Regions from separate parts of the Mus musculus genome. Here region 1 is linked to region 2. The links are chromatin contacts, found by Hi-C or POLR2A ChIA-PET in ENCODE. All regions are on one chromosome and are shown on one strand. The core of a region is the stretch at or near the end of the contact, and the rest is flanking DNA. Distances in the headings are between cores, read along the strand shown. Region 1 holds the start of Gimap7 (GTPase, IMAP family member 7). Region 2 holds the start of Gimap9 (GTPase, IMAP family member 9).

Region 1 (4,579 bases), core at 441-2,940, 42 kb after region 2:
GCCCATTCCATATGAGGAAGCCCATGCCTGGTACAGTTTACCTGGTTCAGAGCCCTTGGCTGACAAAGTCATAAGTCTCCAGGGGAAAGCTTCTACTAGTATTTTCCTAAGTGGTAATGTTATCCAGTTGTCTTCTCAATGCAGAGTTATATCCACAGTTACATCCTCAGTAACAGAAATTTCTATTTTCTGGCAACAGTTAGCATAGATAGATTCATAACTGGTCAACGTGTCAAGAATGAGAAATAATGGGATTCATAGCCCTAAATGGGACAGCTTTGTCACGCCTTCCAAGGCTCATGGAATGAGGCAGAAAGAATATAAGAGCCAGAGGATGGTATGACCTTTACACTCTTGAATCCCTGCAGCTCTGTATTCCTGTACAAACCTGAAGAATGCTGGACTCATCATATTTCATCATGGGTGGGGGAAGGGCCTATGAGTCTCACTTCTCCCTAAAGAACTAACGGCAGCAAGTGGTTGCTAGAAGAGAAGGGTATAATTTTCTTCAGTGAAATAGTTGTCAAAACTACAGAAAATAAGCCACATCCATGCAAGCAACCCTAATTGAACTCTATATCATACACAATGAGAAAATATGAAACTGGGAGGGGGACTTAGAGAGAGTTAGAAGGGTTTCACTGAGAGAAGAAGCAGGATAAGAGGGTACTGGAGAGGTAAGAACAACTAAGTGTGTGTGTGTGTGTGTGTGTGTGTGTGTGTGTGTGCATCTTGTAAATAAAAGGAAGGGGGAGGTAACTCCTCATGGAAGGTTTTAAGTCTACTTCTGGGTATACACTACCATAAATAAATAAGGACAGCAAGCTAGTTGTTATGTAGACATTTAAATCAGTCACAAATAGAGCCACCTTTTCAAAAGATTAAAATAATTACCCTGCATGATGTAGCCATGACAGTTACCCTAGACTATCTCAAGTACCACAGCCTGAGTAATGCTAAGCCTGGACCCTCCCCCAAAGTGAGCCCTCAGCTTTTCACCAACACAGAGAAGAGAAGCAGACAGAACTTTCTGACGCTCCTAGGGTGAGTGCATAGCTAACAGGCTGTTACATGCAGATATGCAGGTGCACAATGTAATTAGGATGGCTTCTAGGATCAAGACTTCTAAGACACTGAAGTAAAAGAAGACACAGGGATGTAATAAGTGTCAAGAAGACCAGAGAGTCAGCTCAGTTGAAGTGTGGTAGCTAAGGTGGAATTCTAGCTATATCCCAAATTGGCACCAAAGAATGTGCCTTTATATCTCCATGCTGACCAATCATTGATCAGGAGCTACCTGGGCACAGGGGATGATCTTTCAGGAGGTTACAGTTCAGCTAAGAGTGATCCTCAAGGGTGGCTAGAGATGGCACATGCTTCGCTGAGCCCCCTCAGTGTTGAGTACTCCTCTCAGTTTGGAGATTAGGGCCACACTCCTGCAAAGAGGAGCAGCATGCAGTCCTGCAGCAGATGATGGAGTGTCCTAAGCAACATGTGGACCACTGAACGGTCTTCAGAGCCAACACCATCAAACAAAAGCACTGGCTGTGACTTGACATCACAGCAAGCCCAAGAAGGAAGGGATTCACCTAGGGCTAAACTGAAGCATCCACCACAACAGGGGACTGTTTCCTCTGTTCTTCAAACTGAAACTGTTCACACTGGCCCCGCCCTCCAGTTTCTGTGCTCAGGGTTTGCAGAAAGGCAGCTAGAGTCCTGGTGCAGTCAGATTCTTTGAAGAAGGTGTGAGAACTCAAAGGCCCTGCAGGAGGTAAGCTGGGTGAATGCCACAGAGCATGCCGGGTAGGGGATGGGGGTGGTGAGCATGGTGCACTCCAGCCATTCTGTACATGATGTTGAGAGATCCTGGAAGGCTTCTGTGACTGCTTAGCATGAGGTCCATCATCTCATGGATGACAGGAAATACTTGCTTGATGTGTGACCTCTACCCATGTCATTAGAAGCTGTTGCCTGAAAACCCAGCACTTTTCCTTAAAATTCCCCGCTGTCCCTGAGGCAGATCTTCAGAACCAGGAGGCAGGTCACCAAGTATAAATGTGCCCTAACTCCCTTCAGCTCCCCATATCAAATCTCAGTGCTCTGAGGACCATCAGCATGGACAGGATTGAAGTCCTGCTGTTGACTCTACATTTAGGTCCACCTTATGCTTCCCAGGAAAGAGGCTATGATCCTTAACGTTTGAGGGTTGGAGTGAAGGATGGGAGCTCTGGAACTAGGATGTGACCTGCAGAAGGACCTGTGTATCTGTAATTCTGACTGAGCCTAGGAACTTTGCAGTCTGGGGTTTCTTCTTTCATGATGCCGAGGACTCTAATAAAGGACCATTTGCACTCTGGGTCAGTACTCTGCCACTGAGCGGTGGCTCCAGCTCTGTATGGATTTCCTGCACACAATTGGCATTTCACGGCAAAAAACTTAGTCCTGAGTGGTGGTTATACTTAGCACTGCAAATGATCTTTACAGAACTGCCCTGTGCAGTTCCCAGGACCACCCTGATGGGCTGGTTGCACTCTCGGGTGAGAGTCGAGGGAATTGAATCGGATGGGGCTTCAGAGATTCTCAAGAATGGTCCAGGCCCTGACCTATCCCTGCACCCTTCTGAAGCACTTTCTCTGTTCGTGTCTCAGTTCCAGGTTCTCTGAGTGTCCTGGAACCTCTTTAGACTGGTGTGAGATGAGTATTTCTGATTCTTGTCTCTCAAGATTGTCTTGTCAGTATGAAAAAAAGAAAAAAAAATCCAACTGAGAGATGGGCGGTCCTCACCTGGCATGATGTCCTCACCTGGCATGCTTAGGGCAGCTTGTCTCCAGCTTCACTTCCTGGGGGATGGGCTGTCCTCTCCCCTCCTGTTCCAGGTGGCACACCTGCTGAGATGTTTACTGGCCTTTAGAATCGTGACCAGAGGATGAGGCAGGAAGGTTATAAGGGGTGTGGTGGAGTTAGAGGGTCTTGGTCTCCAGTCCCTGCACTGGGCAGTGTGAGTACAGGCATGGGGGTGGTGTTTGGACTTGTTGGAACCTATACCTATCAAATTAGAAAGAAATGGACTCTCCATCCTTAAGTCTTTATGTGGAGAAAATACTCCCATAAAACATGCATTTGTGCTGAAGCAACACATAGTGAGCTGTACTTAGAAAATGCATACACAAACCTTAACTTGCTACTGGAGAAAATACTACATGGCTACAGAGAAGGTGAGGCCAGAGAGTAGAGGATAGCAACTCCTGGACATCAGGTTTAGTGCTTATCCTAGCCTACTGCTTGTTGCACACCGCCCCCCTCCCCCCATCCCCGGGATTGTTTTAAAGCTGATAGTAGACATCTCACATATAGTTTCATGTGCAACTGCATCTGTCTTTTTGTGCCCAACATAAAGAGCCATTTTTATCCACTCAGGATGTCAGGCGCAGTGTCATCTTCAGTTGGATGAAACACCCACCATCAGCCCTCAGGTTTCTTGCACACGTCACAAAGCATTCACAGCCGATTTAGTTTGACTTAGGATGCAGAGCTGAGTGTGAGGATCACAGGTCATTTCATATCCTTTCTAGTGAGAAGTGTGGGCCTGGCACTCACCCAGGATTCCCTGATTCCATGGAGTTGAATAGTACTGAGGACTGCCTGCTCAGGAGAGGGAGCCATGGCTGCTAGGAGGGAGAATGGCATTGTTTGTCGTGTGTGTGTGTGTGTGTGTGTGTGTGTGTGTGTGTCTGCATTTCCAGCATACACACAGGTGATAATTTGAGGATGTAAAAATATCAACATGGTTCTTAGGTTTATTATTATTATTATTATTATTATAAAAATTTCCAGTCACTTCTACATTATCTCTGGGTTTGTTTGTTTGTTTGTTTGTTTTCTACACACTTCAGATATCTTCAGTGAACTTGGTTTGTTTAAAGACACATGGATATACACACTCTTGCTTCACTTTATATTTGATTTGGAGAATTGATTTTCCAATGTATGCTTGTTATAAAACCATAATTCATATTTACATCATTCCAAAGTTAAACCTACAGGACGGTCAGCTCCAGGAAGCCTACCCTGAAGACCTACTGCCTAATATTTCTCTGTGTTCCCATCTCCTTTCCTTGTCTCCCTCTCCTTATCTTTACGTGTCTATGTAATGGATACAACACATACCTTTTATATCTAGGCATAGAAGTGTGTGCGACACCCTGTCCCAGGTAAATGGTGGGGATCTTAGGTCTTGTTGTATTCAGCACACAAGTCTTGATGACAGTGATGCTGGAGGTCATTCCCCACCTCCTGGTCCTGAGCAATGGTGCTGCTGTGTCATCCTCTGTGCGTGTGTGAGTTCCTTCTCCAGTCTCCTACTCATGGCAAATGGGACCATCCTTTGCTTTTGCCATTTGTAACTGTGACCCCAGGAATGGGGTTCTGCACTCTTCTCTTTGTATTCTTCTCAGTGTGTCACTGGGTACATCTTCCCATTTGATATTGTGATATCCAGGGTAAATACTTCAGAGATGGCCTTTCATAGACCTGTAGCTTAGCTTCCCCATCTGCTGTCAGAGAGTTCCTGCTTCTCCCA
Region 2 (4,469 bases), core at 1,074-3,573:
TAAACACAGAAACAAAAGTCAACATTCTTCTGTGTTCTTTTGAACATAGGACCGAGAAATAAATGTGCAGTTATAGCCATCTGATTTCCAATAAAGCTACTAGAGAGACATGTTGGAGAACAGGCAGCCTTTTAGCAAATGGTGTTTGAGAACCTGGGTATCGCATGCAGAAAACTGAGACAAGGTTCCACATCCTTCACCTCAGACAAAAATTAATTACAACCGAATGAGAAATCTTCATGTAAAGTCTAAAAGCTTGGAATTAGTAGAGGGGACATAAGGAAAATAGTTGAAGATCTAGGCTTCTTTGTATGTTCAGTATCACTCTAGACATGAACAAAAATATTTTTGAAGCCTGGTGTGGCACTTCATTGTAATTGTTTTTATGTCAACTTGCCCCAAAATAGGGCTACCTGAGTAGGGAGCCTCACCTGGAGAGCTGTCCTGACTGCCTTGGTTTATTTCGGGGCCCACTAACTGGTAGCGGGCCCGAGGGAAAGGGTGTGGAGAAGGAGGCTCATTTCCTTCTTTGCTCCCTAGGTCTCCCTCCTGCAGACTTGTACTGTAGCTGGTGCTGATTCCTTTACTGATATCAGAATCAGCATTTTCAAGTTTTCACTGAGGGCTATAGGGCTCTTACGCACCAGCTGTAGTCTCAGGACTCGCACTATATTGGAGGATAGCTCATTTATTGACTTAACAGGGCTAGCTTATATAGCTCAGTGAGGGAGGGGAGGACAAAAGAACAAGGGAGGAGCCGGGCATGGTGGCGCACGCCTTTAATCAAAGCACTCGGGAGGCAGAGGCAGGCGGATTTCTGAGTTTGAGGCCAGCCTGGTCTACAAAGTGTTCCAGGACAGCCAGGGCTATACAGAGAAACCCTGTCTCAAAAAACCAAAAAAAAAAAAAAAAAAAAAAAAAAAAAGAACAAGGGAGGAAACACCTAATTTGCATATGCAGACTTGACTGAAGTCAGGCAAATGTTAAGCCAGTTCTCTGGCAGGGAATCAGAAGCTTAACTGATTCTTAACTTAAAAAGTTGAGTAGGCCCATGCCTGATTTGGGTAGGGAGCAGCCACCCTCCTGCCCAGCTCTCTGAGAGAAGTCCAGGGTATGGGCAATGCTCTACCTACCATCTCTTGTCTGCCTTGGGAACCAACAATCTTGAGACAACTCCAACTGTTGAGGTATCTAGCTTCAAGGACTGAGTAATTACCAGGTTCTCAGCTTTCAGTTCAAGGTCATCCTCCACACACTGTGAGTTCAACTGTAGGTTGGGCTACCTGAGACTGTAATTGTTAGCATTCTGTCTAAACTCCACCCCACAATTCCCTGACAACAGCCAGGTAGGCCTCACCCACTATAAAAGGGGCTGCTTGCCCCCTTCTCCCGCTCTTGCTCTTCTCTTCTTGCTATCTGCTCCCTTGTCCCTTCCCCATTCCATCCCCTCGCCCCTGCCCCGCTCTCTCCACATGCCCATGGCTGGCCTTTACTTCTGTACTCTCTAACCCCTCTGCGTTTCTCTGCTTCTTCTACCCTCTTGACTTCCCTCCCCATGCCCTGAATAAACTCTATTCTATATTATACCGTCGTGTGGCTGGTCCCTCAGGAACAAGTGATGCCTTGGAATGGGACTGCTGGGACAACTCCTCCCATACCTCACTACACCTTCCATAGAGCATATCCCTCCTTCTCTCGTTATCTTTTTATAAACACATCAGTAATCTAAAAAAAAAAAAAAAAAAAAAAAACCAAACAATAATAATAAAAAAATATTTAGAAACGTTTGGCATTATAATAGACATACAGAGAAAAGGCTTCAACTTGACAGAGCTGAAGCACCTATTAAATTACAAGAAAATATTTCTGTTTCTTTAAAAGCAAATGGTTTCTTCATTGGCTCCTGTTGTAAGCCGGCCCGCGGCCTACATGAACGGGGTGCACCTGGGAGGCAGGCTGGGGCTGAAAGAGACTTAGACTGTGAGAAAAGATAATGAAGCCAAGACAAAAATTTCTCTGATCAGGCCCGCGAGTTGAGTTTACTAAGAGAGTGTGCTTATAAGGGGGAAGGCCCATCCCCACTGCCAGTTCATTCTCCGTGCCTGGAGCCATTCTGTCAGCACGCGGTCGCCAGGAATGTCTCAGGAAGACAGGTTCAGCCTCTGAGCAGGTAGCAGAAGAGCAGGGCAGTTGTCTCTTCAAAAGGAGCCAGCCTAGTCAGAAAGTTGCACCGCAGGTGGCCCCACCTCCGAGGCAACAAGGTCTGTACCCGCCCGCTTCAGGCTGGGGGGGGGGGGGGGGGAAGCTACAATTGGCTCCACCCATAGAACTTCCTGTCAGGGAATGAGGGAAGTTTTACTTCATAGTTCAGTAGAAAACTTGAACCAGGTCAAATTGGTTCCTTGGAGAGATCCTGAACTCTCATTAACTGTTGCAGAAGAAGGTGAGTCTGGCTGGAAGAGACCTGGAGCGAGGGAGCTGTGAGAGGGAGGGCGAATGGAGCATCTATGGGGGTGGAAGTATTGTGTCTGCACAGGGAGGAAGCTGCTGGGGGGAGGGGTGGAGGCTAAGAGATATAAGGAGATGAACTGATGCGTTGCAGTGTGTCTGTGGGGAAGGTCACAGAGGGCCTGGTGCCCTTTATAGAAAGTTCTGTGTCCCCCAAGGCAGGTTCGTTAGAGTTGGGAGAGAACTCAGATCATGTTTAATTCATTTTTTCTTACCTCAATGTGCTGACTCCTCTTAATTGTACAACAGACAGATTTGCATGTGTGGCTGTGTGACCCTTGGCTTGACGGAGGGCTGCTGAAGCCACAGTGTAGTCTAGGGGCTCCGAGTCTTGTTTTGCATCTTGTCTGTTGCTTTCTCTTTATTATGTCTCTGTAGTACACTCTGAGGTGAAGTGGTGACACTTCTGCCAGTTCTTTTGTTATGCAGGATTGTTTTAACTGTCTTGGGGGTTTTGTTTCATGTTTATTAACATGATAAGTGAGCATATTTCTGGCTTCAGTGTGATATTTAACTGTAATAATTAACATATTAACTGTGTACCAGTCAAAGCAGGGGAGATGAACAATTCCTCTCTCTCCCTCTCTCTCTCTCTCCCTCCCTCCCTTCCTCCCCCCTCCCCCCTCCCCCTCCCCCTCTCTCTTTGGTCTGAGATAGGGGTTCTCTGTATAGCCTTGCCTGTCCTGAAACTCACTCTATAGACCAGGCTGGCCTTGAACTCACTGAGATCCTACCTGCCCCTGCCTTCCTTACACTTTCTTTATGTTTGAGTCCTTGAATGCCTCTCCTAGGTCGTCATAAAATATATAGTAAGCTGTTGACCTCTATAGTCATCCTGGGCTTTCAGGTATTTGGCACAGTAACGATTTGGGCGCACTCATTTCCCAGACCTGGCATTGGGCATGAGCCAGGAACATCTGTTCCAATATTGGCATGAAGGCGGTAGCAGGACTAGAGACAGCCTGTCCATGCCATCAGGAACAGCCTAAATGATATCCAGATCATCAGCCTTTTAAAACTATAGAACACTGCAAAATTTCAGGAGAAAAGGAAAAAAAGAAAGGATCGGGAGTGCTTTCCATTTGTCTAATAGGTAATTTTCCTCTCTTCTCCTTCCTTAAGATCTGTGCATTCAGATCTTTAGAGTCAGCTTGCCTTGACATGGCTGGCCAGGGAGACACTGAAGTGAGGATCATTCTGGTAGGGAAGACTGGAAATGGGAAGAGTGCTACAGCCAACACCATCCTCGGGAGACGTCAATTTGATTCTAAGATTTGTGCCAATGCTGTTACCAAGACCTGCCAGAGAGCATACAGGGAGTGGAAGGGGAAAAACCTTGTTGTAGTCGACACTCCTGGGCTCTTTGACACCAAGGAGACCATGAAAACCACATGTTTCGAGATCAGCCGCTGCGTTCTCTACTCCTGCCCTGGGCCTCACGCCATTATTCTGGTTTTGCGACTGGACCGTTACACTGAAGAAGAGCAGAAAACGGTCGCTCTGATCAAGGGTCTTTTTGGGGAGGCAGCCCTGAAGTACATGATCATCTTGTTTACTCACAAAGAAGACCTTGAGGATCAGAGCCTTGATAATTTTGTAAGTGATGCGGGTGAAAAGCTCAATAATATTATCTCCCAGTGTGGGAAGCGTTACTTGGCCTTTAATAACAAAGCAGCTCTGGATGAGCAAGAAAATCAAGTGCAGCAGCTGATAGAACTGACAGAGAAAATGGTGGCCCAAAATGGCGGATCCTACTTTTCTGACAAGATATATAAGGACATAGATAGCAGGCTGAACCATTGTCTAGAGGAACTGAAGGAGACTTATGCTCAGCAACTCACTAGTGAAATCGAAAGAATAGAAAAGGAATATGCTGCTAAATTAGAAAAAGGAAAGGCGGCACAAATTGTTTTTGCACAGAGAAATCATGATGAAAAATTAAGAAATTTGAAGGAAAAGGC

Evidence for each region. Hi-C counts contacts between places; a loop is a spot of excess contacts on that map. ChIA-PET counts read pairs that join two places held with the same protein, here RNA polymerase II (POLR2A).
Region 1: a map of regulatory T cell shows a loop between it and region 2 (2.0-fold over the local background). The contact joins the promoter of Gimap7 here to the promoter of Gimap9 in region 2. A Hi-C loop is called at or near these places in 2 of 37 maps with a recorded cell type or tissue (left cerebral cortex and regulatory T cell). POLR2A ChIA-PET finds 5 or more read pairs at or near these places in 2 of 5 experiments (Patski and embryonic stem cell).

Annotation. Positions count from the first base shown.
Region 1 is chr6:48,716,931-48,721,509 of GRCm38, forward strand. It overlaps Gimap7 (GTPase, IMAP family member 7), which reads left to right and starts at 1,691. Exons shown (of 2, transcript NM_146167.3): 1 at 1,691-1,771.
Region 2 is chr6:48,673,812-48,678,280 of GRCm38, forward strand. It overlaps Gimap9 (GTPase, IMAP family member 9), which reads left to right and starts at 2,324. Exons shown (of 2, transcript NM_174960.2): 1 at 2,324-2,443; 2 at 3,631-4,469. The coding sequence starts at 3,670. It overlaps Gm46958 (a long non-coding RNA gene), which reads right to left and starts at 2,998. Exons shown (of 2, transcript XR_001785233.2): 1 at 2,724-2,998; 2 at 2,021-2,213.